Linked DNA regions of Mus musculus: regions 2 and 3 are each linked to region 1. The links are chromatin loops, found by intact Hi-C in ENCODE. Cell type or tissue: heart. All regions are shown on one strand.

Region 1 (2,500 bases):
CTCAAGGACCTACACGTGGTATCTCTGGGAATAGAAGCCAAGTTTAAACTAGAGTGTGGTAGATGCACGTCTTTGTGAAACTAACCAATCTTGAACCATCTTTCATCTTATTTGACATGTACTTTAATTTAAATCGAACCCATTTTAAAACTTTTTTAAATTTTTGTTGTTTTTCAAGACAGGGCTTCTCTGTATAGCTCTAGTTGTCCTGGAACTTACTCTGTAGATCAGGCTAGCCTTGAACTCAGAAATCCACCTGCCTCTGCATCCCAAGTGCTGGGATTAAAGGCATGCGCCACCACTGACCGGCCAAATTGAACCCATTTTATTTCTTGTTCTAATCCTGAAATAAAACTTTCACATGGTCTCTTTTTTTCCCTTCCTTCCTTTCCTTCCTTCCTTTCTTCCTTCCTTCTTTCCTTTCCTGAAACAGGGTTTCTCTGTGCAGTTTTGGCTGTCCTGGAACTTGCTCTACAGACTAGGATGGCTGTCCTGGAACTTGCTCTATAGACTAGGATGGCTGTCCTGGAACTTGCTCTATAGACTAGACTGGCTGTCCTGGAACTTGCTCTATAGACGCTGGCCTGCCTCTGTCTCCTGACTGCTGAGATTTAAAGCGTGCACCACCACCAATGCCCGGCTTCACACGAACTTTTAATTTAAGTTATCAGAGCTTCTTAGCTAGCACTGTGGTCATCAAAGGCTAAACTTGGATCCTATCCAAAACAGCAGCTGGAGGGACATCCCCCGCCCCCAGACCCTAGTCCTCTGCCTGGGCTCTTTCAACGCTGTGTATTGTGACTTGCATAGATCTTTTGGCAGTAATTGTTTTTTTGTTTTTGTTTTACTAGAACTTCAGTCATTATTAAAAATGCCACGGAAGCACAGTGAGGATGCCCTTGACACACATTCTATTTTCTGGGAAAAGATTGCTACTAAAGTAATTGAGCTGGGAAGCTGAGATAAATTGCTCTCTGCGGGTTCCGCAGTGGTTCAAAGTACCGCAGTTGACTGGAATAATCATTCTAAGCAGTTTTCCTTCCTTCCGCCAGTTTGCAAGATAACTACAATCCTAGCACAGCATTCACCGGTTATTTGCAAGCTAGATGTGAGGCAAACACAGCTGGAATGAATCTGAATCCTAACCAAAGGTGCACCCCATTTCCGGAGGAAAATTCTGGAGACTCCCTCAGGGTCCAGCAAGGAAGCATTTATTTGGCGCAGCGCTCCCAGCGCCCGCAGCTGGCTGGAGCCGGTGGTGACATCACGAGCCCGGGCAGGCCACGTGACCCACGGCTTCTCCTCCCCCCTGCCTCCTAGCGTCGCCGCGGTCTTCGAGCCCAGTGTCCCGTCGCAGCGGCCACTCGGAGCTCTCGGTACAGTGCAGAGCCAAGGGTCGGGCGAGCGGTCCGAGGGTCGGGGCGGCCAAGGAGAGGGGCAGGAGCAGCGGACCCAAGACGAAGCGAGCGACGCTCTCACAAACTTCCACGAGCGCCGGAGCTATGAAGATGGTCGCTCCCTGGACTCGGTTCTACTCCCACAGCTGCTGTTTGTGCTGCCATGTCCGCACCGGCACCATCCTGCTGGGCGTCTGGTACCTGGTGAGCGCGCCCTGGCGTCGAGGGAGCCCCCGGGGTCCCCACGCGCGCCGCTCACCCCGCGCCACTAAGTCGCTTCTAGGTCGGCGTCGGTCTGGGGGCCGCCCGCGATCATCCGCCTAAAGTTGTATTATTAGAAAGTTAATTCTCGGGGAGAGCCGGGCTGCAGTGGCGGGGGCATGTGGGGCCGGGCGGGGGGGGGTGGGGCACCGGGCCCTGCGAGGTGCGGGCCGGGCATGTTCACCCCCGGGACGCACCACGGCTACACAGCGTTCGCCCTCGCGAGTTCGCGTCCGAGCAGAAACGGTTGGGAAATTCTTGTTCCTCTCGAGAGGATTTTCCTGCGTACGCCTGTTTAAAGCTCTTACACAGGGAAGGTACCCAAGTGTGCCTGTGTTCCAGTTGGCTTGGAGAAGCCATCTTAACAACCACTCAGGTTCCTGCCCGAGGACAGGTGATCCCTCTGAATAGGCACGGCGGGCAAATTTAGTTTTCTTTAAAAATGGCCTTCAGGTTGGCGCTCACATTTGTGTCAAGAACAAACATGTGATTCTCTGGGGCAGCGAGTTAGCTTGATGGATTCTTGCCCTGTGGCGCTGGCTGCCCTTGGTTGGTGGTTGGCAGCCTTGGACTGAGTCGGATTCCTCAATATTTTGGATTTTGTGACATCATTTTAGAGAGATCCGAGCTACTTGCTGCAGAACAACGAAATGTAGTTGAAAGTGGTAGTTAAGTGGCATATAAAACTTTTTAGTTAGAACATATTCTTAGCTCCCTTTGATAGTTTAAAAAGATATTCAGTATTGAATTGTAAACTGCCTTGTGCCATTTTAAACAATGCATTCCCCTTCCACGTGATGTTACAGTTCTATTTATAGTCTCAAGTTTTCTTTAGTTGGGTC
Region 2 (2,500 bases), 160 kb before region 1:
TGGGTCAAAATACATGAATAGGTTTTTAGTTTGTATTTACTTCAGCTGCTTACATGCTAATTAACATTTAATTATAGACACTGTTTCCTTACCGCAAAGTCAAAATACAAATAGTAGGGTAGTCCTCAAGCATTTTTAAAATTAAGAAGGGAAGAAGCGCCTCAGCTCTTTATTTTTGGTGCTAGGAATCGACGCCAGAGCCTTGCATATGTTCAGTAAGCATGTTCTATTGCTGAGCGACATTCCCCAACCCACCTAGTTTCCTTCTAATGCTACATTTGACTGTTGGACAACACAAGCATTCAAAAATTGCAATTCTTTTGGGGTTGTATAAAAGCTTAAAATAATATGCTTCTCTTGCATATAAATACAGTCTAAGGGCTTCCTCTCAATATTTCCTATTAAGGCTACAAATCAGTAGAAAAATAATAGTGCCTCCCACGGGTTTGCCGACTTTTTAAATCTGGAGCCTGACAACAGACAGCAGGAGTGAACGACAGAACAGACGCAAACGTTGGCAAACGTTAATATGCTAGTCCGCCCCGAAGAAATACTCGGATGTGAATTACACGTGCTCGCTGCCTCAGAGTCCACCGAGCTCCCTCTGGAAGCATCCAACTGGCCCCTGACCTAGGGAGAAAAAGCCGGTCCACTGCACCACCACTGCAGGAAAGAGAGCGGAAAGCCTGCTCATACTCCGATGGGTTTGGCCGCCTTGCTCGTGCGCAGGCCTCACACCTGAATCCCTCTCAGCATCCAGAAAGCCCGAGCCTGAAGGAGTTCCACCGTCAGATTTCTAGCTCCCGCTTCGCAAGCTCCGAGTCGCCCCAAGCCTCCAAACCCACACAGCTCAAGGAGACCCCACTCCAAGACTAGAGTCCGCCCGGCCCCGCCCATCGCCCCATGTGACGCATGCCCCGCCCACAGCCTCCACGTGACCCGACCGGCCTCCGCGCGCAGCGTGGATCGCGGCCGGAGCCGCCATTGTTCCGCCGGGGGAGGACAGCGGGTCCTGGCGCTGGCGCCCCGACGCCGCTTAGCGGCCGCCTCTGGAGACACTCTGTCCCCGCCGCCCCGTGTCCTCCTGGTGGCGGCGGCGTGAGGCCGGCTGCGGAGACTGGGAACCTTTGGCTCTCCCCGTGGCGGCGGCGGCCCTCTATCCCCTACTCCGGCGTGAGGGTTGGCCGCGATGCGCTCGGCCTGAGGTGTCGCGGCCCTGTCGCCTCCCACGACTGTTCCAGCGGCGGCTCCGCTCCCCGGCGTCATCCCGCGAGTCTCTCTGACGGGAGGGAAGATGGCTGCACGAAGCTGGCAGGACGAGCTGGCCCAGCAGGCCGAGGAGGGCTCTGCCCGGCTGCGGGAGTTGCTCTCGGTCGGCCTAGGTTTTCTGCGCACGGAGTTGGGCCTCGACCTGGGGCTAGAGCCGAAGCGGTACCCGGGCTGGGTGATCCTGGTGGGCACCGGCGCTCTCGGGCTGCTCCTGCTCTTCCTTCTAGGTTACGGCTGGGCCGCGGCTTGCGCCGGCGCCCGCAAGAAGCGAAGGAGCCCGCCCCGCAAACGGGAGGAGGCGGCCCCGCCGACTCCGGCCCCCGACGACCTAGCCCAGCTGAAGAATCTCAGAAGCGAGGAGCAAAAGAAGAAGAACCGGAAGAAGCTTCCTGAAAAGCCCAAAGTGAGTAGTGGCGAGGAGCCCGGTGGTCAAGGGAAGCGAGAGCTCAGGTCGAGGTGGTAGGTGAACACGTTCCTTGAGAAGGGGGAAGTCGGAAAGTGTAAGAACCAGTAGGAAAGTCGCGTTTTCCTGAATGGAAATTAACTCCAGGGGTAGGTATAAATAAAAGTGACCAAACTTACAGCCATCATATGAGAACCTTGGTTTCCCCAAAAGCAGATCCTTCCTAGAGGCCTGTGAAAGAAAGTAGGCTGCATGTGGAGGTTAATGGGACCTTACAGTGACGTTGGGAAGTTCTGAAAAGACTGCCCGGTAGAGAGAGATGTCTATCTCAAGCCACGTTGAGACCTGAGACCGTCACGGAAGATAGGGGTGACCTAAAAACTGGCTTAAAGAGGATTACAGGTGTTCAGATCAAGCCATACTCATCTTAGTTGGAAATGTTAAAGGGAAATGGTTACCCTGTCTTATCCTGGTGAGTGTGGCCATTGGGTTGCTGGTACAGGAACTGGGCAAAAGGGAGCTGGCGATCTAATACGCCTTCGGGATATATGGCCCCGAGAAAAACATAAGGCAAGTACAGCAAAGTAGTCTATAGTACAGTCAAAGGATGTGGAAGACTTTTTTGTTTTTTAATAAAGCATAAAGAGGTGACAGATTAAAATGCTGAAGAAGGTTGAGAGGAGATTTCAAGCCGCAGTTTGCTGGACCACATGTGGAAATGCGAAAGCTATTCCATTTTTGTTAGGCCTTAGTGTTTTACTTCTGTATCCTGTGTTGTGATTTCTCTGTAATATTTTGTTCTGTGTATATTTGTTGGAGAGATCTTGT
Region 3 (2,500 bases), 49 kb after region 1:
CAGCCAGGTCTACACAGAGAAACCCTGTCTTGAAAAAAACAAAAAAAGAAAGAAAGAAAGAAAGGAAGGAAGGAAGAAAGAAAGAAAGAAAGAAAGAAAGAAAGAAAGAAAGAAAGAAAGAAAGAAAGAAAGAAAGAAAGAAAGAAAGAAAGAAAGGAAAGAAAGGAAAGAAAGAGAGAAAGAGAGAAAGAGAGAAAGAGAGAAAGGAAAGAAAGAAAGAAAGAAAGAAAGAAAGAAAGAAAGAAAGGAAGAAGTGGCTTCTCTCAAGTAGTTTATGATCCCCATGGAGGGCTCATAAGGAAACTTATGTATGCCTGTTCCCCTCCAAGATTAGATTTTTAAGCTCTTTGCCTAATAATTTTTGCAAATAACATGTAGTCAAATGGATAGGTGTGTGTGCCTTGGGAGGATAAGTGCAGCTCTTGGTATAGAATATACATACTTCCACTGATCCCCCATCTTCATAATCCAGGAACCAGAAGTCCACACGTTGGTGCTTATGTCGAGACCTTGGCCCGCCACCTCCTGTTCTTTCTCAAACACCTCAGTGCCTCCCCAGTGTGTTCATGTCCTCACCCCGAGGCAGCCCTCGAGACCAAACACTTAATGGTCACTTTTTTTCTTTTCTTTTCCTTTCTTTTCTCTTCTTTTCCTTTCTTTCAAAGAAAATGCTCTCGTCGCCAAGATTTGTTCATTTGACTGCTTAACCAAACCACATCCCATTTCATTTGTCCCTCCACCCTTAGTAACAAGAGTCCTTGATAATGATCTCAATAGGCCATCTTCAAGACTGTCTTGATTAAAGTAGCTTTCTCCACAGAGAGCTTTTGCATTTGAAGGGGAAAAAAATCCTGCTGTGCAGACCAAGCTTCATGATAGGAGAAAGCTAATGAGACTTTAAAAACATGTGTTTCCTTCCATTTTTTAAAAAAGATGTGTTATTTTTTGCAGCCAGTGTGGAAGCTGACTTAAATACTGTACTGTCGTGCTGCCCAACCATAGCAAGCCCAGGGGCTTTGAAGGGAAGAAGGCAGATATCTTGGCCAAGGTCTCGAAAGAGCAGCCCTTGCAGACGAAGTGACAACATAGGCGAAGCCATTTCAGGGCTCCCTGCCTCCAGCCCTAACAACAACCAAAAATAGTGCCTGTGGATGTGTGAACTGGGTCTTGGCAGCTCATAGCTATGTGTTCTGAAAGGGAAGGAAAAGGGGGGTATTGCAGGGATGTCTCCACACCCATGGGATTCACTTAAAGTGTTTCTGCACTGTGGCCAAGTTCTCTGCTAAAGGGCTCATGGTGTGTGGAAGCCAGCCAGCACCCACCTCCTCAGCAGTCCTTGCTTGCCTTCTACAGACCAGAACACCAGGACAGCAGAGAGAAGCTGTCACTTAGCCACCAGAGCATGTTTCCTCAAAGTGGAGCCTGGAGCCCTCTCAACCAATAAAGGACTCCAATTAGCAAGAACAGTATAGTGGAATCACTTGCTTATCCTATAAGGTACTTCCACATGTTTTGTAGGAAAGTCATTAGCAGTATAGTTTTTGTCTTAGCATGGGAACCCTTCAGTGCAACAAAGACTAAGATCACCAACTGCTATAAGGGTTACGTTGGCTCACGATCTTGGGGTTTTCAGTACAGTATCATTTGGGCCTGTGACAAGACAACCACTCTGGCATGACAGAGCTCTTACCTCCTTGTAAGGATGTAAATAAATGGGAAAGAGAAAGGCCAGAGTTGCACCATCGCTCTCAAGGGTGAGCCAAAGGTTTCCAGCTAGACTCCATGAGAAGCCAGTCTTCTTTAACATTACTTTTTTTTTTTTTTTAAATGAAGTGTTTTGGGCACCAGGGAACATGCATTTGAAATTTTTATTGTGTATCTACCTGGAGACATGGCTCAGAAGTCAAAAGCCTGTACTGATCTTACAGATGCGAGTTCAAATCCTAGCACCTGTGTTGCCTGTAACTCTAGCTCCAGGGGATCCTGCACCTATGGCCTCCTCAGGCGTCCAAATCAATGTGCACTTTCCTACACTAAATCTTCAAAACGTGAACGCATGGGTAGAGGTCGGAGGACAACTTCTGGGAACCAGTTCTTTTGAACATATGTAGTTAGGGGGTGGACTTGTGTGGCAAGCACCTATACCTACTGAACCATCGTGTTGGCTCTGGGTTTTTAATAAAACTAAATAAAAAATAAAGGCAATAATTCATCTGTTGGACTTCTCACCCTAAAAGTGACTTCCTTTAATCTCAAATGGCTGAGAACACTTAAAGAAATGCTCAAAGTTCTTAGCCATCAGGGAAATGGAAATCCATCTTACACCTGTCAGAATGTCTGAGATCAAAACCACAAAAGACAGCTCATGTAGTTGGGGATGTGGAGCAAGGGAACACTCCTCCATTGCTGGTGGGAGTGCAAACTTGTACAACCACCATGGAAATCAATATGGTGGGTCCTCAGGAAATTGGGAATCGATTTACCTCAAGACCCAGCTATA

What was found. Peaks named below come from ENCODE experiments on the same cell type or tissue, not always from the same donor. Only the 100,000 strongest peaks of a DNase experiment are listed, where the experiment ranks them.
Region 2: a loop joins it to region 1, with 5 times the contacts of the local background. A loop is called at or near these places in 6 of 42 quality-filtered maps.
Region 3: a loop joins it to region 1, with 2.1 times the contacts of the local background. A loop is called at or near these places in 4 of 42 quality-filtered maps.

Annotation. Positions count from the first base shown.
Region 1 is chr15:34,236,822-34,239,321 of GRCm38, forward strand. It overlaps Laptm4b (lysosomal-associated protein transmembrane 4B), which reads left to right and starts at 1,205. Exons shown (of 7, transcript NM_033521.3): 1 at 1,205-1,601. The coding sequence starts at 1,503. In heart, a CTCF peak has its summit at 1,230; DNase peaks (open chromatin) are centred at 740, 1,260 and 2,060; H3K4me3 peaks cover 2,108 bases; H3K27ac peaks cover 1,851 bases.
Region 2 is chr15:34,081,742-34,084,241 of GRCm38, forward strand. Gm41291 reads right to left here and starts at 1,485. Exons shown (of 1, transcript XM_011245387.3): 1 at 1-1,485. The coding sequence starts at 1,266. The coding sequence ends at 733. Mtdh (metadherin) reads left to right here and starts at 978. Exons shown (of 12, transcript NM_026002.5): 1 at 978-1,672. The coding sequence starts at 1,295. In heart, a CTCF peak has its summit at 1,071 (motif pointing right); a DNase peak (open chromatin) is centred at 950; H3K4me3 peaks cover 2,500 bases; H3K27ac peaks cover 2,401 bases.
Region 3 is chr15:34,286,150-34,288,649 of GRCm38, forward strand. No RefSeq gene overlaps it. Among named protein-coding and RNA genes, the nearest start is that of Matn2, 19 kb to the right of the region's middle. In heart, no CTCF peak of the experiment used is centred here; a DNase peak (open chromatin) is centred at 1,292.